Regions from separate parts of the Homo sapiens genome. Here region 1 is linked to region 2. A link is an interaction called in ENCODE POLR2A ChIA-PET data of the cell type or tissue named here. Cell type or tissue: CD4-positive, alpha-beta T cell. All regions are shown on one strand. Each heading gives the region's core, and the rest is flanking DNA. Links, peaks and the distances in the headings are about the cores only. Region 1 overlaps ABCA1 (ATP binding cassette subfamily A member 1). Region 2 has its middle 42 kb from the start of FSD1L.

What was found. ChIA-PET counts read pairs that join two places held together with the same protein. Peaks named below come from ENCODE experiments on the same cell type or tissue, not always from the same donor. Only the 100,000 strongest peaks of a DNase experiment are listed, where the experiment ranks them.
Region 1: POLR2A ChIA-PET joins it to region 2 with 5 read pairs; 3 of 35 experiments call an interaction of 5 or more read pairs at or near these places.

The regions. Positions count from the first base shown.
Region 1 is chr9:104,886,946-104,899,558 of GRCh38, forward strand. It overlaps ABCA1 (ATP binding cassette subfamily A member 1), which reads right to left. Exons shown (of 50, transcript NM_005502.4): 3 at 2,157-2,250. Among named protein-coding and RNA genes, the nearest start is that of ABCA1, 35 kb to the right of the region's middle. RefSeq lists enhancers at 1-252, 253-979, 980-1,705. In CD4-positive, alpha-beta T cell, for the core only: no CTCF peak of the experiment used is centred there; no DNase peak of the experiment used is centred there.
Region 2 is chr9:105,400,131-105,412,743 of GRCh38, forward strand. It overlaps a transcript of SLC44A1 not described here. Among named protein-coding and RNA genes, the nearest start is that of FSD1L, 42 kb to the right of the region's middle. RefSeq lists a silencer at 5,344-5,544. In CD4-positive, alpha-beta T cell, for the core only: no CTCF peak of the experiment used is centred there; a DNase peak (open chromatin) is centred at 5,471; H3K27me3 peaks cover 897 bases.

The DNA.
Region 1 (12,613 bases), core at 4,162-8,161, 510 kb before region 2:
CTGGAGGGTGATGAGAAAAGAAGGTAAGGTTGCAAGAAGTGCATGGATATGGCCGGGCATGGTGGCTCATGCCTGTAATCCCAGCACTTTGGGAGGCTGAGGCGGGCGAATCACCTGAGGCCAGGAGTTCGAGACCAGTGTGGTCAACATGGCAAAACCCTGTCTCTACTAAAAATACAAAAATTAGCCGGACGTGGTGGCACATGCCTGTAGTCTCAGCTATTTGGGAGGCTGAGGCAGGAGGCTCACTGGAACCTGGGAGGCAGACATTGTAGTGAGCGGAGATTGCACTACTGCACTCCAGTCTGGGCAACAGAGCAAGACCATCTCAAAACAAACAAACAAAGAAGTGCATAGATGTAAGGAAAAGTCTCATTTACCATCAGTATATACAAGAATTTCAGAACTTTTCTGAAAATTTATGATCTGGAGTCAGAGGAATCTAGGTTAAAACTCAACAATCTGCCCAAGATCACAACCTCGGTGAAGGGCAGAGGCAGGATACAAACAAACCCCAACTTGTCTGATGCCGAAGACATTTGCTATTTCCACTACACCATCTTGCCTGCTTGTAATCATTCCAGAAAATCATTCGTCTAGTAGATGAAAAAACTGAGTTTGCCCTTGAAACTTATACTTCAGTGGTGCTTGGCATAATGCTTAAATAAAATCTAAAATGTATTTGCTCATCAATCAAAAAAATCTCTTTGGGGTTCCAAAAGAGAAAACAGAATTATCTCACAGGCATATAAATTGCATATAAATTTCAGTTTATGCTTTTTTTTTTTTTTTTTTTTTTGAGACAGAGTCTCACTCTGTTGCCCAGGCTGGAGTGCAATGGCGCAATCTCGGCTCACTGCAACCTCAGCCTCGCAGGTTGAAGCAATTCTCCTGCCTCAGCCTCCCCAGTAGCTGGGATTACAGGTGTGCGCCACCACGCCTGGCTAATTTTTGTATTTTTAGTAGAGACGAGGTTCCACCGTGTTGGCCAGGCTGGTTTCAAACTCCTGACCTCAAGTGATCCACCCACCTTGACTTCCCACTGTGCCTGGCCCGCTCTTTTCTTTTTTGATGAAATCAGGAAATCACGTCTCAGAAAATGTTTCTTGAGGGGTGTGTGTGTGTGTGTGTGTGTGTGTGTGTGTTTAATATGACTATGTGTGATGTGCATTAGAAAATCAGCAAGTAAATAACTGTTGCTATATATTGTGAGAAAGATGGGACCAGGCCAAGAAACACAATTAAAAGGTGGCCCTGGCCCCACTGCTTTCCTGGAAGAACAGTATCTCATAAGCTTGTGGGTCTCGTAGGGGTATGGACTGAGCTGCTTAGTGGTAGGAAAAATCACTAGGGCAGTGAAACTGAAGTCCCAGCTACATTTCCCAGCTACGTAAATGTTGATCCTTTAGATCTGGCCATTTCTGCAGTGTCAATCCACCCACTGAGCCCAGCCCTAAGAGAAAGACTGTGATTGTAAGATGATACACTGACAATAATAATATGAGGTAGGTATTACTATTCTCTGTTTAAAAGAAACTTAAATCACTTGTCCAAGGTCATATGCTTAGTGAATGCTGACACCAGAATTCATACCCAGATAACCTGACATCTGGAGCCTGTGTTGTTAGCCACTACTGTATTTTCTATGCTCACTGTAAAGGCTGTTATCAAAATACATGATTGACAGATGATCTGAGTTCTATTCAAGGTTGTTATGAGAATAAAATAAAATAATATTAGTAAAACTGAGAAGTTCTACACAAATGCTGCTTAAAATTCTGTGTTCCATGATTTGCAATGTGTGATTAAGACATCATGCATATGGAAAAGACTAGGTGTTAAGGCATTATCTTAAATGTGCTTTTAATCACCACTTTCTAAAATTATCAGTAAGGTTATTCTATTTTCATGATTTAAAATGTGTAAAAGAGATGTTGTCTACTGTTATAATTACAATTATCACCATTCACTAGGACTGAAAACAGTCTCCTGAGTTCATGCCTTATCAACAAATTAGAAGCCTAGGTTTTCTGATCCAAAGCATGTGTGATGTTTCCCAAAGACAGCATCTTTGGAAAAGTCCAATTTAGCCCACGTTAATTGCCTGGATTTTCCCTGCCATTGGTGAGTCTCAGGCAACATCCACAGTTACTTACATTCATGTTGTTCATAGGGTGGGTAGCTCAGCCGAACAGAGATCAGGATCAGGAAGATAAATAGAGGCCAGGCCACTTCCAGCAGCAGCTGACACTGAGTGGGAAATAAGATAGAACACTGTAAATTTAAAAATAATATGGATATCCAATGCCACTGGGATCTGGGAAATCCACAGACAACTTCATTTACTAATTAATCAACTTCTCCAGTCTCTCCCACCACTCTCTAAGCTTTAACAGAACTGTTTGGAGTCCCAACCTTTTAACATACCATTCCATATACCTCTGTGTCTTCCCTTAGGTAAGGGAAGATGCTTCCTATCGTGCTTTATCTGGTTCACTTCTATTCATTCTTCAGGATTCATCGTGGCATAATTTCCTTTACTAAAATCTCAGCCTGAGCTAGAAGCCCTCCTCCTGTGCTACTCCAGTAACCCAGGCACACTCCTCCTGTAGCATTTTCCTGGAGCTCCTGAAATCATCTGTTTCTGTTGCTGGCTTCCTCAGCACATTGAGCACTCTGAAAGCAGGCACCCATCTGTCTGCATTCCCAGCCTTAGCATAGTGCCAGGTATGTGGTGACTATGTTGAGAGGAGAGGACCAGGCCAACCTGCTGTGCTAAATACACACAACCCTTGCTCCTCTAATTGCACACAAAGCTGCTCCCTATGGGGCAGAGAAGAGGGCTCTCAAAGACAATGAAAATTCACACATAGTTCCATATTGACCTGTGTGCACTCAGGACTGTAAAGAGAGAGTGCAAAGTCCTTCCCCATCTGTCCAGGTCTGGTCATCATCTTCTCCGATGAGTTAAAAAGATCATTGAACTTCTAAACAAGCATGATACACTGGTTAAAACAATGAGGTTTCTCCAAAGGAAAACCCTGCCTCAGTGAGTTACCAGGCGATAAATTAGCAGACGGACAAGATGGAAATCACTAGACACAATATAATTGAGCCAGTAGTGTTCAGACAACTAGTTACACTGCCTGAAGTCTATCACCTCTCCCATTCCTTTCATTTCTATATTCCAACGTTGTAATCAAGATAAACACCAAAGAGCCCAAAAGAGTCACAGGGCCTTGTGTTTCAGAGTAATTATAACTTACAACTGTGGCTTCAGAGTCACACAGCCAAGATAATACTGGTATAAAATCCCTTTTTGTCTTCTTTTTTTAAAAAAAGCAAAAGATTGGGCTGGGCACAGTGGCTCATGCCTGTAATCCCAGCACTTTGGGAGGCCAAGGCCGGTGGATCAGCTGAGGTCAGGAATTCGAGACCAGCCTGGCCAACATGGTGAAACCCTGTCTCTACTGAAAATACAAAAAAGTAGCTGGGCATAGTGGTGGGTGCATGGAATCCCAGGTACTTGGGAGGCTGAGGCAAGAGAATCGCTTGAACCCAGGAGGCAGAGGTTGCGGTGAGCTGAGATTGTGCCACTGTACTCCAGCTGGGGCAACAGAGAGAGACTCCGTCTCAAAAACAAACAAAAAAAAAAAGCAAAGATTTTTTTTTTTGAGACAGGGTCTTGCTCCATCGTCCAGGCGGTACGATCCGGAGATCATAGCTCACTGGAACGTCAAACTCTTGGGTTCAAGTGATCCTCTCCCCTAGGGCTCCCAAACTGCTGGGATTACAGGCGTGAGCCACTGCACTGAGCCAAAGCAGAAATTTTTTCTTGATCTTCAAGTCCTTATATTTTTATGGAAAATTTGAAAATAAAAAAATACAGAAAAGTTTAAAAAGGTAAATATAAATCACCTTAATCCTACCTCCCAGAGACAATCCCTAGTAAACTGAAGTAACAATGGATCTCTGTTAACATCTTTTGTCTTTTTTCATGCATACATAAATAATATTTTTTCTCTACAATATTGAGACTATGCAGCATATATACTTTTGTATTCTGTTTTTTCATTTAACATCATACTGGGAGAGCATTTCCCATGACATAAAATATAATCTTAAAACATGTCCTGTAATGTCTACTTGATATTCCACTCTATGAATAGATCATAATTGAACCTTTCTGCTAGGTGCTCGTGCTTCAGATTGTTTTGGGTGTTTTTATTTATTTATTTATTTGTTGTTTTATTTCTGATATTTTTAAAAAACTGTTTTTTATTTCCAAAGACCTTTGATATGGTTCTACATTAAACTCTTTTAAAAAATCTTTTTGGCGATGGATGCAGTGGCTCATGCCTGTAATCACTTTGTGAGGCCAAGGCAGGCGGATCACCTGAGGTCAGGAGTTGGAGACCAGCCTGGCCAACATGGTGAAACCCCATCTCTACTAAAAATACAAAATTTTAGTGAAACGCTGTGTCTACTAAAAATACAAAAATTAGATGGGCATGGGGGTGTATGCCTGTAATCCCAGCTACTTGGGAGGCCAAGGCAAGAGAATCACTTGAACCCAGGAGGCTAAGGCAGGAGAATCACTCGAACCCAGAAGGCCTAGGTTGCAGTGAGCCGAGATCACTGCATGATCACGCCACTGCATGATCAGAGTGAGACTGGGCAGAAGGAAATACAGCAAGATAATGACAGTGGATGTACTAGGATGATAAGAACGTAGGTGTGGCTGGCGCAGTGGCTCCTGCCTATAATCCCAGAACTTTGCGAGGCCAAGGCAGGCGGATCACCTGAGGTCAGGAGTTTGAGACCAGCCTGGCCAACATGGTGAAACCCCATCTCTACTAAAAATACAAAATTAGCCGGGCGTGGTGGTGCATGCCTGTACTCCCAGCTACTTGGGAGGCTGAGGCAGGAGAATCACTTAAACCTGGGAAGCGGAGGTTGCTGTGAGCTGAGATCACGCCACTGCACTCCGGCCTGGGCGACAGAGCAAGACTCTGTCTCTTAAAAAAAAAAAAAAAAAAAAAAAAAAAAAAGTGATGTTTTTAATACTTTCCTGTCTTTTCTAAATTTTCCACAATGAGCATGTATAAATTATCTCATGGAACAAAAAAACACTGTTACCATAAAACTATCAAGAATAGTTTGCATAGACGGCACAACAGAATGAAAAATAAAGGCAAATGGATCCCTCTCTGGAAGAAAGCATGCTGACAGTGGAGTACTCAAGACCAAAGATGGGGCTGGTCTTGCTAATATTTCTGTAAATAATCCCAAAGAGGCAACATACTCAAATTTCCAAGCTTGGGAATGACATTCAGCCTTTTCTTTTTTTTTAATAGCAAACACCTTTTTATTCTGTAGCTTATTTTTTAAGTTGAGATATACATATATATCACATTGCATATCTTAAAGATATACAATTTTTATTTGTCAATTATACCTCAATAAAGCTGGGGGTGGGGGTGGGGAAGAAAGCAATTTTCTTTCTGCCAAAGAACAAAACCATGACTCTATGAAAATGAACTTTTCTCCCAGCTGAGCCAGGACTCCCTCATCTCAATTTCCCCAGGTACTTTGTGTCTGTATCAGCACTTGGTACACCAGGGACCCTATTTATATATAAGCTTCTCCCTTAGGGTCACTTTCTTCTTACTAAGCCTACCACATGATAATGGCTTTAAAAATGTTTGGTGAGTAAATGAGCTGGTTTAAAAGATAATGAACACGGAAATATAAATCAGTTGAGCCCTTTGGGAAAGCAATGTTAACAATACGTATTCAAGAGTCATGTTTATCCCATTTGCCCAATTACTATTCCTGGAAATTCATCCTAGGAAACTGAACTTAAGATATCAAAAAGCTATATGCATAAAGTTATTCATTCATTGAAACATTATAATTGCAAAATATTGGAAACAACTTAATTGCATAGCAATAGGGAAATGATTCAATTATGGTACATGTACTCAACAATATATCATGCCATCATCAGAATAATGTTTATGAAACACAGAAATCATTAGCCATGTAATATTAAGTGAAAAAAGCAGAATACAAAATTATATGCCATTCCAAGCTTGTAGCTGAATAAAATCACTTATAAATATTAACAAAGACAGGAATACAACTTTCCTTTTAAATGGCATGACTGTAAATAAATTTAGAAAATACTTATGAGGCCGGGCGTGGTGGCTCACACCTGTAATCCCAGCACTTTGGGAGGCTGAGGTGGGTTGATCATGAGGTCAGGAGTTCAAGACCAGCCTGGTCAAAAGGGTGAAACCCCATCTCTACTGAAAATACAAAAAAATAGCTGGGCATGGTGGCGGGAGCCTGTAATCCCAGCTACTCGGGAGGCTGAGGCAGGAGAACTGTTTGAACCCAGGAGACAGAGGTTGGGGTGAGCCAAGATCGCTCCATTGCACTCCAGCCTGGGCAACAGAGTGAGACTTCACCTCAAAAAAAAAAAAAAAAAAAAAAAAAAAAAAAGAAAAGAAAATACTAATGAAATTAGGGGAAAAAAATGAAGCTAAACAAAGAGTATGAGTAAGATAAATAGCCATCAGCCTTGAAGCTCTGAAACTACCATTTGTACTTTAAGGATAAATAGTAGCTACTGTTTATTTAGGGCCCAATATGTACAAGGCACATTTTATATTAATTACTTAATTTAATCCTCAGGACAACCCTGTGAGATAGGAAACATTATTGTCTTGATTTTATATGTAGCAAGGCTAAGGCTGGAGGAAGGGTAAATCACAGAGATAGTCAGTAGCGGGGTTGAGATGAGCAGCCAATTCTACCCAACTCAGGAGGCCACATGACATTCTATTTGACACCACGGGTGACTCAGGTAGGAAATGGCCCCACTAGGTGGAATGGTCTAGAAATATCAACAGGATCCAGAGAGGTAAAATTAATTCACAGCTTGTAGATTTATAATACTTACAGCCAATATTGGGCAGCTACTGTGTACTCAAGACGTTTTGTGTATCTCATCTCCAGTATTTAATTCATAATAACCCTGTGAGGTAGGTTGTATCATTACCGTTTTAGAAGTGAAGAAACTGAGGTTTGAACAAGTTACGAGCCATAAGAAACTGCACCAATGTTTGAACCCAGATCTACTGACACTTAAGTGTGTGCTTTTGTACCCATCATGCTGCCATCACAAAGCTATGTTTAGGACATATACCTTTTAAGATATGCCACTTAAAAGAAACCTAGCACTTGCCAGCCCTGCTGAGCACTGATCTGACCCAATTAATCAAGGCTTATGTTCCTGGATATCTCTGCAGCCCCCATATCTAGGATCCTGTAGGGCAGCAGATGCTCAAAATATGTTGGTTGACTGAAAAAAATGAATGGATCTTCCCCATGGCAACTGACAGCAAAGGGCAAACAAAAAATCTTACAAGCCATTTGGAGCAGCTGAAGCTGGTGAGTGTAAGCAGATCAGGAAAAGAGGTTAAAAAAAATTGATGATGATAATAATAATGAAAGGTCTTACTATGTACCAGGGTTGTGAGTGCTTTATACACATTAACTCATTTAATCATCAAACAATCCAATTAGTACTCTTGTTATACACATTTTACAGAAGAGGAAGCTGAGATTCAAAGAGTTAATACACTGCCCAATGGTCCAAGATTGGCAAATGGCAGAGCCAAGATTCAAAGCCACTCTGACTGAAGGGCTCCTTCTCTTCGCCATTATGGACCCCAACCTCCTTATGCACTTTGCCTTCACTTACCAGAGCATACAGACACCTGCTCTCTCAAAGCCCTTGCTGAGCTGGGAGACTAGCATGTATGAGTGAATTAAAGAGACTGTCTGCAAAGTTCACACCACCTGAGCCAGAGAACTCATGAGAGACAAAATTTAATCTTTGCCCTTTTATCTTGGACCTCTAAAATTCTTCCCATCATTGAACCTAGAACTCACCTTCCAAACCCAGGGGAATGTTCCAGGTATTTCTTTTCATAATAGCCTCCCTCTAGAAACCAAAGTTGACTTCTGCCAGGATATGCCATTATGGCTACACTCATTAATAAAATCAGATTTCTCCTCCTTCTCTAAGCTTAGCACTTTTCCTAAACATAAACCCTCATAAATAGCTTGGAAATGAAGTTGATCCTTTACCATTATAAATTCCTACAGAAAACTCTTCTAAATCTTGCTTTGGTGCCTACCCACCCAACCCCACACCTCCCCATGGGGTGGGAAGATGGGAAGAAACATTGTTTTTAAAAGGCGTTTCTCACCAAAGTCAAAGCTGCTCCAAGAGTACCGAAGCACCACTTTGCACTTCCCATCTTGCTATTTCAACATGGGGATAATATGAGCAGGCACTGCTAGAGCAGATTTTCTTGATAGTGACCCTACTGACATTTGGGGCCAGATAGGTGTTGTGAGAGACTCTCCTATGAATTCTACGAAGTTCAGCAGCATCCCTGACCTCAACCTCTAAATATCAGCACATACATTCCCAGGATTGTGACAACCAAAAATATCTCCAGATGTTATGTCCCTGGTGGAAGGGTGAGGGTGGGGTGGGGTAGGGGGATAACCGGCCCCGGTCGAGAACCACTGCTCTAGAGTTATTATGAGAATTAAATGTATTTCACATAGAAGGCTTAGCACAGAGTCTAGTACTTATCATCATGTTATTCAATATGCATCAAACCACTCTTGAATCATCATTCATAGTTATGCCAACATCTCCCACACTACAGATGTTCACTGTCCACTTGATTATTCATGCCTGACTTTTGCTGCTGGCTGCCGAAGTTCATAGACCACAATCCAGTCACTCTGTGAACCCATTTCCCTCCCTAGCCTGAGGACACAGTCACGGTGCTCTTAAATTCTTGAGATTTAGCCACGTTAATTCAAGGTTAGGGCAGCGCAAGGGCCATGTACAAAGAACAGAGAAAACTAGCAGAATAAAATTGGGCCTTAGGCAAGAGGCTTCTGAATCATGGTAGCCAAAATAATGCACTCCGCGCTGAAAAATGAAGTCGCTATTTCTTAGTATTGAGAGATTCTTGAGAATATAATGGGGGATAAAAAAAGGAAACAAGAAGAATAAACATCAGAAAGGAAGAGATGAAAATATCCTTTCTGTTTCTGGCATGGTCGTAAATCTAAGAGAACTCACAAAGTTAACTAAAAAGCTGCAAATGATTTGCAAGTATGGGTAAGTTAATCAGAACCAAGGTAAATTCTCCTAAATAATAGCATTGCTATTAGTCTCTGAAAACCAGTTAAATTAATATAATGTGGGGAAAAGAGAATACTATCCACAGTGAGAATGGACACATAAACAAAAAAACCTAGGCATTAACTTAGCCAAACATGTGCTTCTTACATAAAAGAAAACCACAGAACTGTAGTAGGATAAATAAAGGAAGATGAGAATTAAGGAGAGCTAAACTCTGCTTCTTCATGAGTTCATTTAATATCCAAATTTCCCAAGCTAATTTATAGATTTAACACAACTGAACTTAAAATAGCGATAGGGTACTTTTTTGAGCTTGATAAGGTAATAACATTCAATGGGGAAAAAACAGATAAAAATATCAAAAGATATTCTGAGAGGCAAAAAGGTAAGTGGGGGACAATGAGCTCCCCCATATATCAGAATGTTCATCAAATTCAGGGTACATTCTGGGCTCTATCAGCACCAAAACTAAAACTACATATCAAATGACCAAATGAATAACTCCAAAATTGCTCCCTACACATCTTTTTTTTTTTTTTTTTTTTTTTTTTTTTTTTTTTTTCAGACAGAGTTTCACTCTGTTGCCCAGGCTGGAGTACAGTAGTATGGTCATAGCTCACTGCAGCCTTGACCACCTGGACTCAAGCAATTCTCCTACCTCAGCCTTCCAAGTAGCTGGGACTCCAGGCAAGTACCACCATGCCTGACTAATTTCCTTATTTTTATAGAGATGGAGTCTTGCTATGCTGCCCAGGCTGGTGTTGAACTCCTAGTCTCAAGCAATCCCCCCACCTCAGCCTCCCAAAGTGCTGGGAATACAGGCATGAGCCACCATATCCAGGTTTTAATAAATGTCCCAAAAATAACTAGAAAAGGAATCACTATTTAATCAAGTGATTATTTATTAAATAATCACTGGGATGACATGATATGAATGTGAAGAAAAATTAATTTTAGACCCATCCCTAACAGCATACATGCCAATGAGACCTGGGAAAACTAAAGTGAAATCTTAAGGATCACATCAGAAAAATGCTAGAGAGGGGAAATGATTTTTAAAACCAGGCCTGCCTTCCCTGAACTACAAAGTCTCATGCATTGATGGTGGCTATTTAAATTGGTTGGATCCTCTGGAAAGACATCTGATCAGACACTTCAAGGGCCATTTCCCTTCAACCTAGTAATCCTGTTCCTCAGATTTTGGCCTACAGAAATAATACAAAAATAATAAAAGATTAAATGTATAGAATCTTTATAGTAATTTATTTGTAACAGCACACATGGAACAATCTAAATGTTGGCAACAGGGTTTGAACTTATAAAAACTGTGTTAATGGATTACTGCACAGCTATCAGGAATGTCAAAGGCATCATCCCACAGTAGATTTGGAGCCAAAAGATCCCAGCCCTCCTCTTAGCAACTTTTTATTTTTTGAGACAGAGTCTCGCTCTGTCACCCAGGCAGGAGTACAGTGGTGCAATCTTGGCTCACTGCAACTTCCACCTGCCAGGTTCAAGCAAATTCTCCTGCCTCACCCTCCCAAATAGCTGGGATTACAGGCAAGTGCTACCACGCCTGGCTAATTTTTGTATTTTTAGTAGAGATGGGTGTCACCACATTGACCAGGCTGGTCTCAAATTCCTGGCCTCAAGTGATCCGCCCACCTTGGTCTCCCAAAGTGCTGGAATTATAGGTGTGAGCCACCATGCCCGGCCATTAACTTATTAACAATACTCTCTTCATCTGTGAAACAGAAATTGCAACGCATACACCTCAGAATTGCTGTGAGAATCAAGAAAGTAATGGATATCAAAGTATTACTTTCAAAACTATAAAACACAGCCTACACATCAGAAATCATTATTCTAAATCAGAAGATGATTTAGAAATATGTGAACACGCACACTAAATAATGTTAAATGAAAGAAGAAAACAGCATAAAATGGTCCATGTATATGTAATGATTACAATTGCTTTCTTGGGCCTTTGTCATTCAAGTTCCCTCTATCCCAAGAGTCACCAGACAATGTGGCCTGACTACCTCAGGGAATCCTCTTGCACATAAAATAAAATTAAATTCTCAGGGGGCACTGTGGGTCACGCCTGTAATCCCAGCACTTTGGGAAGCCGAGGTAGGAGGATCACAAGGTCAGGAGTTTCAGACCAGCCTGGCCAATATGGTGAAACCGCATCTCTATAAAAATACAAAAATTAGCTGGGCATGGTGGTGGGCGTCTGTAATCCCAGCTACTAGGAGGCTGAGGCAGGAGAATCGCTTGAAACCAGGAGGCAAAAGTTGCAGTGAGCCGAGATTGCTCCACTGCACTCCAGCCTGGGCGACAGAACTAGACTCCGTCTTGAAAAATAAATAAATAAATAAATAAATAAATAAATAAATAAATAAATAAATATTAAATTAAATTCTCCTTCCCCAGGAGAATTGGCCCTAAATGATCTGGTCATGTCTACTACCAACTCATCCCCCGCCAGTCTTATTCACTCCACCAGTGCCACTGGCTTTCTTCTGTTCCCTGACCTAGGGGACAGGCACCCCCAGTCTCTCTGCCTGGAATGGATTTCCCTATCTCTAAGCCTCTGATCTTTGCCTGGCTAACCATTGCTTGAACTTCAGGGCTCTCAGCTTTAATGTGACAACCTGTCAATCTAAATGAAATCCCTACCCACACCTGCTAGTATCTAACACCAGTACCATAGTTTGCCGGATTTTTTCCTTCATAATCCTCATCACAGTTGATAGTTATATTTTTATTTGTGTGATGATATGTTTCACATCTGCTGGCCTCACTGAACTGTAAGCTCTACGAAAGCAGTACTCATGCCCAGCTGCTTCACCACTATATACCCAGCTAACCATACCACAAGTAATAGATGCTTAATAGATATTTATCCAAATGAAACAATAAATGTCTATTTGTTTTAACTTTCTTCATTCCGTAGAAGAGAAAACTAAAGCTCTGGAGAAAGGAGTTTTCCTAGGCCACTGAGGCAGATGGTGGCCAAGCTGGGATTGGAATCATGACCACTGCTGCCGGCCCAGGAGTAAGGACAGGGAAGAAATGTGTCAGGTGAAACTAGAAGTGGGGAAAGGATGCAGAGAGTTTCCATCTACTCTGTAAAATTCTCTAAAAGCTCATAAATGAGGAGTTTTAATTTTTGGATAGTTCATTCTTTTTCATTAAAGAATGCCCAAATAGTGGTACTCTGGCTGGGTGCAGTGGCTCATGCCTGTAATCCCAGCAGATTGGAAGGCTGAGGTGGGTGGATCACTTGAGGTCAGGAGTTCAAGACCAGCCTGGCCAACATGCTAAAACCATGTCTCTACTAAAAATACAAAAATTAGCCAGGCGTGG
Region 2 (12,613 bases), core at 3,890-7,889:
GTTGCGGTGAGCCGAGATCGTGCCATTGCACTGCAGCCCGGGCAGCAAGAGTGAAACTCCGTCTCAAAAGAAAAAGAAGGCTGGGCGCGGTGGCTCATGCCTGTAATCCCAGCACTTTGGGAGGCTGAGGCAGGTGGATCACCAGATCAAAAGATCGAGACCGTCCTGGCCAACATGGTGAAACCCCGTCTCTACTAAAAATACAAAAATTAGCTGAGTGTGGTGGCGCATGCCTGTAGTCCCAGCTACTCGGGAGGCTGAGGCAGGAGAATCGCTTGAACCAGCGAGGTGGAGGTTGCAGTGAGCCGAGATTGTGCCACTGCACTCCAGCCTGGTGACAGAGCAAGACGCCATCTCAAAAAAAGAAAAAGAAAAAGAAAATTGTTTTAAACTACAACATGTCAATGTTTATTGGCCAATTGTTGACATAGGTATATTCTTCTTTCTGACTCCTGACTCTTCTGAAGTTGTCTACTGTCTTTGACATTAAAGACACCAATAATGTAACCTCCCGAAAGTGCAATAATATGAAATATTGATTTATTAAAATGGATTAAAAAATTTAGAAATGCTTACAAAGCCCACTGAATATAGGTTCCCAGGTTTTTTATAGTTTTTATAATTTCTTTGCAATGTTTGTATTTCTCACCTACACATAACTTGAGAGTAGTAGTTTTAGCACTTACCTTTATTGAACCTTTGCAAGGTATTCAACTTTTCAAAGGGTTAATTTTTATAGAAACTACTCTTTTCATATTCATTGTTTTTATCAATATACGTAATATTTAAATAATCCTGGCAGTAGTGTAACCACTACACCTGGCATAACATGTTGAAATATACACACCTGACCCTTGTTAGCACAACCTCCTGATGCTGAGAATGAGAACACAGAACACAGGCCTCTGAGTGGAAGCCCCTCTCCAGGAGCATTCAGCATACGACAGTCATCAGCCAGTACATTCTACAGAAGCTTGGAAAAGATCGGTTTATTTGGCAAAATGGTTAAGTGAAAGCCAGCTGTGAAAGCCATCTATTTACATAAAAATGATGATTATGGTTATCTCTGTTTTGTGGGACTATGAGTAATTTTAGCTTTTCCTTTGCTTATTTGTATATTTAAAATATTCCTCTATAGTTTTTAACAGGAAAAAATTATATTAAACACAAATAGCTGGGTAAGATAATAAAATGATAGTAACTAAACCAGTGTGATAATAGGCCAGTGGAATAGAAGAGAAAGTTTCCAAAACAAATCGTATTATTTATAAGGGATTATACTTAAAATAGAATATACCTAAAATGAATAAGGAAGGAAAGAGTCCATTTAATAAATTGTAATTTAGGACAATGGGCTTTCAATTTGAAAACAAATCTAAGTCAAATCTAAATGGATTTAGGATTTTTTTATTATTATTAGACCAGGGAAAGGTCAGGAGGAGGAGTGGAGAGGATCTGATAAAATTAGAAAGATTAGAAGAAATAATAGAAATGATAGACTTGAAATAATAGGATGATGGAAATGATAGGTGGGGATTAGGGAGATGCACGTCTCACATTTCCTGGAAATTGTGATGTGTGAGGCCCATTTCAGATGCATTTCCTAAGCATGCTCACAGCAGCGTGCTAAATGTATCCACTTTCATTCAACAAGCATTTCCTGAGACCTCTTCTGGTCAGCCAGAGTTATATTCTGGGAGCTCAGTTCTAAATACTCCCTGATCTTAAGTAGCTCACAGCCTAATGAGGGACGCAGAGAGCAGTGATAGTAGAGAGTGCTTTGGAGCACACAGGAAGGTGTTGAGGTCATTAGGAGAAACTGTCTCAGCTGAGTCTTGAAGGATAAGCAGGGATTAGCCAGATGATGAAGGGGTGGGAGGGTGATTCTACCCAGAATAGAAGCACTTTGGCACTCATATAGCAACATGAGGAACAGAAGTCATTCAGGATGTCCAGAGCAAAGAAGATGTGCGTTTGCACCAAGAGGTGACCCTGGAGAGGATACAGGACTCTTACATGTGTGTTCAGACCTAAAGTGTGTGTTGTGGGGAGCCTGTGACAGGTTGTAAGCAGAGGAGCAATCTAGCCATATGGAGACTGCGTTGAGAGTGGAAATCTAGAAGAGAAAGACTTGGGAGGAAGGAAGCCTGAGCCGGGGCCTAAGAGGAGGACTGGAAAAGAGCAGGATTCCAGCGAGAAATCCAACAGGCTTGGTGACTAATGAAATTGGAGGGAAAGGGAAAATAAATCATGAAGGCCTATACTCAGGATGACGTGTGCCATCTCTTCATTTAGAGATGGGGGCTTTTGCCAGATGGTCAAATTCATCTAAGCTCTGATTCTCTACTTCATTGAATATTGGAAATATTTACCTTTTCTGTTCCATGCTAACTGTTGTAAAATCTCTGTAGTGATAGGAAGGAGTCCATTAGAGTTAGAGGTCCTGAAAATATTTATCTGTGCCAGCAAAAAATGTTTTCCACTCCCTGATAATGATTTCTGGTTTTCAGCTCCCCACATAACAAAGGCGTGTGTCGCTTAGGTAGTTGTAGACAAACCTCTCAATGACTCCAACTCTACTCTTCTACATTGTCATGCTAACCATTGGTGTGCTTCTATGCTAACAAGAAATAACATGCAATATGTTTTTAGTGTCTGTTTATATATTTATGCTGCTTTTGTTTTCCAAGAAGGCATATATACAAAAAGATTTTTTTTAACCCCAGGCTGGAGTGCAGTGATCCCATCATAGCTCACTGCAGCCTCAAACTCCATAGCTCAAGCGATCCTCCCACCTCAGCCTCTAGAATAGCTGAGACTACAGGCATGCACCTTCACACCCAGCTTTTTTTTTTTTTTTTTTTTTTTTTGGAAAGGCAGGGTCTCGCTTTGTTGCCCAGGCTGGTCTCCAACTCCTGGATTCAAGCAATCTTCCCAACTCAGACTCCCAAAGTGCTGAGATTACAGGTGTGAGCCACCATGCCCAGCCCGAAAAGATTATTAAACTAAAAATATAAAAGCAAAGACATAAACAGGAAGAAACAAATATGCTGGACTCTGGGACTAATATGGTCACAGTGCATTGAAGCCTTAAATTCTTTCAGCTTTCTTAGCAACCTGATAGGAAAGGAAAACACAAAGATCGATAGAATTTTATTCTCTGGTAGAAGAAGGTTTATGCATTCTTCAGTTTACTGTGGAAGCAAAAATAACCCACATATGGCTCTTAAATTGGGATTTGGGGATGCTAAGCTGGGGAAGTCCCAGCATGTAATTTCCTGATGCTTTCACTGAAGTTGTTACCTCATACCTTATTTAGATCTGTTTCTACTATGAGTTACACGACATGGTTCTTGGGTGTAAATAAAACAGAAAGATAAGTCTTCATTTATTTCGGATACATTCACTGAGTTCTACATTAGCTAAGAATACCAGAATAAGAGACCCAGCCTCTGCTCTCTGAAAACTCACACCATATTTAGGAAGCAAAGGAGTAAGCAGATGATTGTAATCTAGTGTGCCAGCCACTCTAACAGAGTTAACTCAGGAGTAGCAGGGAGACCCACCTGAAGGTGGGAGGGCCAGGGAGGTGGGGCTGTAATAAGCAAATAAGCCTTTGGGGAAAGGGAAGTAGAGAGTGTTCCAAGGAGGAATAGCGTGTGTGAAGAAATGATGATGTGTCTGTGAATCTGTACTGAAGTGTAGGTGTGGGGACATGAAATTGGAGCGGTCAGTAGGGATCAGATCTCGAGGGTCTTGCAGGCCACCCTAACGGTCTTGATTTTATGCTGCAGAAAATGAGGACTTGCTGAAAGATTTTAACCAAAGGAATGTTTGGAGATATTTGCCTTTCAGGGGAAAAATTACCCTGACAACAGTGGGGAGTATGGCATGGGGTGAGTTGCTTCTGGGCCAGGAAAACAAAGTGAAGAGACCATTGTAAATATACCATGTGATTCAGAATGAGAATTCCAACTAGGGCACTAGCAATAAGAATGGAGAGAAAAGGCAGGAGAATCGCTTGAACCTGGGAGGCGGAGGTTGCAGTGAGCTAAGATTGTGCCACTGCACTCCAGCCTGGGTGACAGAGCAGGACTCATCTCAAAAAAAAAAAAAAAAAAAAAAGAATGGAGAGAAAGGGATATATTTAAAAGCTAATGGAGGGATAGAATCATCAAAAACGGATGATTGGTTGGTGTAAGGGGCCAAGTGAAAGAAAGACAGGAGTGAAGCGTGAATCTCCAGGTCCTGGTTTGCATGCAATGCTGCATTGGAAAATAATTTACTTTTCACCTGGAAAGAACCACTTTAAGATGAAGCCGTATTTACTTTCATAAAGAGACAAGATAAAATAACAGAAAAAGCACTGATGTAGGATTTGGAGTATTTGAATTTATTGCCAGTGCCTCCAGTCCAGTCATGGGTTGTTTGTCCTCTCTGCCTATTTTCTTGACTATAAAATGTTATATGCTCAGCCTGTGCTGTAGGACTACGATGATAAATAAATGAACTTAGGGGATAGGAATATGCTTCGAAAGCAGTTAAATACAACAGAGTTGTTATCTCCTTATTTTCTGATGCCTAAAGGAGACAGCATCGTATAAGGAAGAGAACAAAGGTTTGGCACTATGGATATAGATTTGAATCTGTCTCTGCCTCTTGCTGTAGAAGCTGGGTAACCTGCGAAAGCCACAAAAGCTTTTTGAGGCTCAGGATCTTCCTTTGTAAAATGGGAATAGTCATGTTTTATAGGGATTGTGTAAGACAATGATAATTTTTTCATTTCACTCATTCATTAGCTAACAGATATTTAATGAGTACCTACTACGTGTTAGAAGCCAAGAATATAAAAGTGAACAGAACAAGCTAGAGTCTCCACGCTAGTTTTATGTATAAAAGCTAATGGTGGCTAGGCGCGGTGGCTCACATCTGTAATCCTAGGACTTTGGGAGGCCAAGGCGGGTGGATCACTTGAGGTGAGGAGTTTGAAACCAGCCTGGGCAACATGGTGAAACTACATCTCTACTAAAAATACAAAAAATTAGCTGGGTGTGATGGCGGGCACCTGCAATCCCAGCTACTCGGGAGGCTGAGGCAGGAGAATCTCTTGAATCGGGGAGGCGGAGGTTGCAGTGAGCCGAGAATGTGCCACTGCACTCCAGCCTGGGCGACAGAGCAAGACTCCATTTAAAAAAAAAAAAAAAGCTAATGGTGGGATGATATGATTGAAATGGCAGAGCAGGAAATTCCAAAACTCCATCATTCCACAAAAACGATGATCAAATTGACAAAAACTGTCCAATCAATTTTTACCAAATTCTAGAATCTAATAAAGAACTTACACACCTAGGCAAATGCTAAATAAAGACATTTCAGTAAGAGCATTGAGGCATGTTAACTTATCTGCATACCATCTCCACTCACCAGCTTAGCAGCATCTGTGAAAGTGGTGGCTCATGTTTCTGATGTGGCTTGCCAATGCCCAAGTAAGCAATGTGTGGTTAGACCTTGTTCTCAAAAAAAAAATTGTGGTTGTGTGTTTTGAATTGTCTGGTGGCTCCCTGAATGATCAACTCAGGGGTTTATCTTTGTGTCACATGCCTCAGAAGCTTCTTAGGGTTGAAGTGATCTCCCAAGTGACATTTGTCAATGGCACTTAAAGGCTTATATACTAGCTGCAGCAACCTGTGGTGAAGAATAACAGATGCGGCAAACGGCAGACAGATGGAAGCCTGGGAAAGAAGAGGCTAGAAAAGGACATACACGGAGGAATAACAGCTTTCAAAAGCTCCTGCATATACTAGGAAATGTCCAAGGCCACACACATGCCCAGGGCTTGACACAGGAAGGACCTGAGAAGACCACAAACGTTCGCTTCTGGCTAACCTTTCGATGCAAGCAGGAAGTAAAGGCTAGAGCAGAGTTGTAAACAGTCTTGCTAAGGGTTAAGCAGTGCCCCCATAAAGAATGAATGTGCAAAGACTGGAAGGTGATCTCTTTTTTTTTGTGGCTCCAGGTATTTAAGGAAAACTCTGTCAAATCACTAGCTGACCATAAACTAACAAAACAGAGACTTCAGTGGCCACACACACACACACCAAAGAATACAGTCTCTACAATACATAGTTCAGAAAAGTCATTAAACAAATAAACAACGATAACCCACAATAAGCCAGCAACTACAAACCCTAGGGAGGAGGAAGAATCTGATTTCCAGAGTTGCCACATTATAATATGCAAAATGTCCAGTTTTCAACAACAAGAAATTACAAGGTACACAAAGAAATAAGAAAGTACAGCCTATTAACAGTAGAAATTAACAGAAACTGGCCAGACGTGGTGGCTCACACCTATAATCTCAATACCTTGGGAGGCTGAGGCAGGAGGATTGCTTGAGGCCAGGAGTTCAAGACCAGCCTGGGCAACATAGTGAGACCCCATGTCTACCAAAAAATAGAAAAAGTAGCCGAACATGGTGGCGTGCATCTGTAGTCCCACCTACTCAGGAGGCTGAGGTGGGAGGCTTCCTTGAGCCCACGAGTTCAAGGCCGCAGTGAGCTGAGATTGAGCCACTGCACTCCAGCCCGGGTGACAGAGCAAGACTTCATCTCTTTAAAAAAAATTTTTTTAAAAAGAAACTGTCTTTGAAGAAGCCCAGATATTTGACTTACTAAACAGAGACTTTCAATCAACTGTCTTAAATATGCTCAAAGACACAAAGAAAGTGAAGGACAAAGAACTAAAGAAAATCAAGAGAACAATGTTTTACCTAATAGAAGACATCAATAAAAATATAGAAATGATAAAAAAGGGAACCAAATAGAAAACCTGGAGTTGAAAATAACTGATATCAAAAATTCACTAAGAGGGGTTCAGTAGCAGATTTGAGCAGGCAGAAGAAAGAATCACCAAATTTGAAGATAGATCAACTGAGATTATTCAGTCTAAGGAGCAGAAAAAGAAAAGAGTGAAGAAAACTGAACAGAGCCTAGGAGACCTGTGGGATACCCTCAAGCATACCAACATACACAGAATGGGAGTCCCAGAAAGAGAAGAGAGAAAGAAAGGAGCAGAAAGAATATTTGAAGAAATATTGTCTTATAAGGTCTGGGCTATAAAGAAAAAAATACTTGAAGAAATAATGGTTGAAAACTCCTCAAAAGTGATAAAGACATGAATGCACATCTAAGAAGCTCGACAAACTCCACATAAAATAAACCTAAAGAGATCCACACTCAAACAGATTATAACCAAATTGTTGACAAAGAAACATAGAAAATATTGAGTGCAGCAAGAGGGAAGCAGCTCACTACATATAAGTGATCCTTAATAAGATTATTCCCTGATTTATCAGAATGAGGGATGATGTATAGTAACCCTGAAAGAAAAACAATTGTTAATCAAGAATCCTGTATTCAATAAAATTCTCCACCAAAACTGAAAGAAGGCCAGGCACAGTGGCTCACACCTGTAATCCCACTGTAATCTCAGCACTTTGGGAGGCTGAGGCAGGCGGATTACCTGAGGTCAGGAGTTCAAGACCAGCCTGGCCAACATGAGGAAGCCTTGTCTATACTAAAAATACAAAAATTAGCTGGGCGTGATGGCACATGTCTGTAATCCCAGCTACTTGGGAGGCTGAAGCAGGAGAATCACTTGAACCTGGGAGGTGGAGATTACAGTGAGCTGAGATCATGCCACTGCACTCCAGCCTGGACAACAGACCAAGACTCTGTCTCAAAAAATAAAAATAAGGCCAGGCACGATGGCTCACACCTGTAATCCCAGCACTTTGAGAGGCCGAGGCAGGTGGATCACCTGAGGTCAGGAGTTGGAGACCAGCCTGGCCAACATGGTGAAACCCTGTCTATACTAAAGATACAAAAATTAGCTGGCATAGTGGTAGGCGCCTGTAATCCCAGCTCAGGCAGGAGAATTGCTTGAACCTGGGAGGCGGAGGCTGCTGTGAGCCGAGATCTCGCCACTGCACTCCAGCCTGGGCGACAGACTGAGATTCCGTCTCAAAAAATAAAATAAAATAAAAACAAAAAACTGAAAGAAATCAAGACATTCTCATACAAACAAAAGTTGAGGAAGTTTGCTTCTAGTAGACCTGCCCTATGAGAAATGCTAAGGGAAATTATTCAGGAAGAAATGAAAGAACACAAGTAACTCTAGCTATACAAAAAAATAAAAAATAAAAACATCAGTAAGGAAACTACATAGGTAAACATAAAAGCTAGTATTATTGTATTTTTTGTTTGTCACTCATTTGTTGTTGTTGTTGTTGTTGTATTTGAGACGGAGTCTTGCTCTGTTGCTCAGGCTGAGTGTAGTGGCATGATCTCAGCTCACTGCAACCTCCACCTCCTGGGTTCAAGTGATTCTCCTGCCTCAGCCTCCTGAGTAGCTGGGACTACAGGTGCATGCCACCACATCTGGCTAATTTTTGTCTTTTTTAGTAGAGACAGAGTTTTACCATGTTGCCCAGGCTGGTCTCGAACTCCTGACCTCAGGTGATCCACCCACCTCGGCTTCCCAAAGTGCTGGGATTACAGGCGTGAGCCACCGCACCCGGCCTGTCACTCACTTTTTTTCTACATGATTTAAAAGGCAAATGCATAAAACAATAATTATAAATGTATCTGAATGAACACACAATGTATAAAGATATAATGTATGACAATAACAACATAAAGGGAGAAGGTGGAGCTACATAGGAACACAGTGTTTGTACATTATTTAAGCTAAATTGGTATTAATTCAAACTAAATTATTATAAATTTAGGATGTTAATTATAACCCCCAAGGTAACATTAACAAAATAACTAAAAATATACATTCATAAAAGGAAATGAGAATCAAAATAATACACTAGAAAAATCAATTAAACATAAGAGAAGACACAGATATGATATAAAGGAAATAAACAACAAAATGGCAGAAGCAAGGCCTTACTTACCAGTTTTTTAAAATGTAAATGGATTAAACTCTTCAGTTAAAAGGCAGAGTTAGTGGCATAGATTAAAAAACAGACTCCAACTATATAATATCTGCAAGAGACTCAATTTACGTCCAAAGACACAAATAGGATGAAAGTGAAAAGATGGAAAAAGATATTCCATGCAAATAGTCATCAAAAGAGAACTGGAGTAGCTATAGAAATATCAGACAAAACAGCCAGTAAGACAAAAATTGTTACTAGAGAGGACATTTTATAGTCATAAAAGGAACAATGCATCAATAACATATAGCAATTATAAACATATGTGGGCCAAGTGCAGTGGCTCACCCTTGTAATCCCAACACTTTGGGAGGCCAAAATGGGAGGGTCACTTGAGCCTAGGTGTTCGAGACCAGCCTCAGCAACAAAACAAGACCCTGTCTCTACAAAAAGTTTTAAAATTAGTCGGGTGTAGTGGCGTGTGCTGGTAGTTCTAGCTACTCAGGAGGCTAAGGTGGGAAGATCCCTTGAGCCCAGGAGGTCGAGGTTGCAGTGAGCTATGATCACGCCACTGCACTCCAGCCTTGGTGACAAAATAAAAAATAAGCATATGTGCATCTAATAAGAGAATCCACAGTACACGAAACAGAAACTAACAGAATTAAATGGAGAAATAGACAAATCAACAATAATAGTTGAGACTTCAATATTTCATTTTCAAAATGGATAGAATAACTAGACAGAAGATCAAGAAGAAAATAGAAGACTTGAAGAGCATCATACACCAACTAGACATAATAGACATCTGTAGAGCACTTTATTCAACACTATTCTTCTGAAGTGCACATGGATCATTCTCAAGGCTAAACCATGTTAGGCCACAAAACAAATCACAGTAAATTTTAAAAGATTTAAATCATATAAAGTATATTCTAGGTCAAAATAGAATGAAATTAGAAATAAATAACAAGGAAATTGACTCAAAATGTTATGAAAATAACAAGTAAATTACCTCAAAATAGACCTAAATATAAGAGCTAAAACCCTAAACCTCTTAGAAGAACTCATAGGAGTAAATCTTCATGACCTTGGATTGGGCCATTGTTTCTTGGCTATGAAACCAAAAACACAAGCAATGAAAGAAAAATAGATAAATTGGACTTCATCAAAATTGGAAAATTTTTGCCTCAAGGGACATAATCAAAAGTACAAAAAGACAACCCACAAAATGGGAGAAAATATTTGCAAATCATGTATCTGATAAAGGTCTACTGTCCAGAATATGTGAACAACTCTTACTACTTAACAACAAAAAAATAAACAACCCATAACGAGCAAAGGACTTGAAGAGCTATTTCTTCAAAGAAGTTTAAAAATGGCCATGAAGCACATAAAGAGATGCTCAATGTCATTAGGGAATTGCAAATCAAAACCACAAGGAGATACCACTTCAAACCCACTAGAATGACTATACTCAAACAAATAGACAATAAGAAGTGTTGACGAGAACACTCATACATTGCTGGTGAGAATGTAAAATGGTGCCACCACTTGGAAAACAGTTTGGCAGTTTCTCGATAAGTTAAACATAGAATTACCATGGGATGCAGGTATATATCCCAAATGATTGAAAACAGGTGTTCAAAGAAAAACTTGCTCACAAATGTTCATAGTAGCATTATTCACGATAACCAAAAAGTAGAAATAACTAATGTCCATCAGCTGATGAATGATAAGCAAAATGTTGTATATCCATACAACAAAATACTACTCAGCTGTAAAAAGAAATGAGGTACTCATACATGCAACAACATGGATGAACCTTGAAAACATGATGCTAAGGGGAAAAAGCCAGACACAAATGGCCACATATTGTATGATTCCATGTATATGAAATATCTAAAATAGGCAAAATCCATAGAAACAGAAAGCACATTCATGCTTATCAGGCACTGGGGAAATTGGGAATTACTGCTTATTGGAAATACGGTTTCCTTTTTGGGTAATGAAAATATTCTGGAACTGTATAGTGGTGATGGGTGCAAAACTTTGTGGATGAACTAAATACCACTGAATTGTACACTTTAAAATGGTTAAAATGGTAAATTTTATGTTATATATATTTTACCAGAATAAAAATAAAGACATACAGAAAAGTTAGAAGAATAGTTCAAAGAATTTTTATATATACCCTTCATCTACATTCCCTAAATGTTAGTATTTTAATGCATTTGCTTTTTCTCCTCATTTCCACTCCTCTATCCTTCTTCCCTTCTCCTTCCCCTTCCCCTGCTTCCCTTTTCCTACCTCTCCCTCCCTCTCTCTTGCTCTGTCTCCATTTCTCTCTGTCTCCATCTCTCTTGGTCTCTCTCTGTGTATGTGTGTGTGTGTGTGTGTGTGTGTGTGTGCGTGTGCATTTTACAGACCTTCTTTAAATTTTAACAGTTGTCCCACTAATGTTCTTTATGGAAAAAAGCTTTTTTTTTTTCTGGTCAACAATCCAATCTAGGATCACACATTGCATTTCATTTTCATGTCTCTTTAATCTCTTTTAACTTGGAGCAATTGCACAGTCTTTTGTTGTCATTCATGACCTTGATGTATTTGAAGAGTCAGGCCATTTATTTTCTAGAATGACCTTCAATTTCGGTTTGTCTAAAGCTTCCTCATGATTAGATCCAAGGTATGCCTTTTTGGCAGGAATACCACAGAAGGCATAACTGTGTCCTTCTCAGTGCATCATATCAGGAGGCACATGATCTCGTTTGTCCCATTACTGTGTGCTAACTTTGATCATTTGGCTAAGGTGGATCTTCCTGGTCTCTCCAATGTAAATGTACTGTTTCTCCCTTTGTAATTAATAAGTATCTTGTGGAGACATATTTTGAGACTATGTAAAAGTCCTATTTCTCATCAACTTTTCACATTATCTATTCACATTCTTCTCTGAAACAGCTATTACTGGTGTTTTCATATAATGATGATTTTCTAATTTCATCATTCTTCCTATATTTATTAGCTGGTGTTCTACTGTAAGGAAAATCTCTTCTCACCCACTTAGTTTTTCATCAAATAAATATTTATTCATCAAATAATATATATGTTAAATAACGTTTTAATTAGTCATCAAATACATATTTATTTGTTGAATAAATATTGATTATTCATCAAATAAATAAATATCAAATCCCAGATTGTTACTTTTTTCTGTTATCCTCATTTATTTTTATGCCCACATTGTCTCAGATTTAGCCAATGGGAGCCCATTCAAGCTGGCTCCTGTACTTTTGATCTGTCCCCATCATTCTTTGAGTACTTCCTTATTCACTGACGCAACCAGATGTTCCAAGCTCATCTTATGCTTTCCTGGTTTCAACTCTGTAATCAGCCAAGTCTTCAAGTGAGCCCTAGTTCCTTTTAATGGAAACTGGTATTTGGAAACCAAGGTCTGGGCACAATATGTGCTTTTGTGGTAGCTATTTGATAATAGCGACCACATGATATACAGCAGGAGAAAGGAAATGACTGCATTACTTTTTTTTTTTGAGATGGAGTCTCACTCTGTCACCCAGGCTGGAGTGCAGTGGCGCCATCTCAGCTCACTGCAACCTCCGCCCCCTGGGTTCTAGCGATTCTCCTGCCTCAGCCTCCCGAGTAGCTAGGATTACA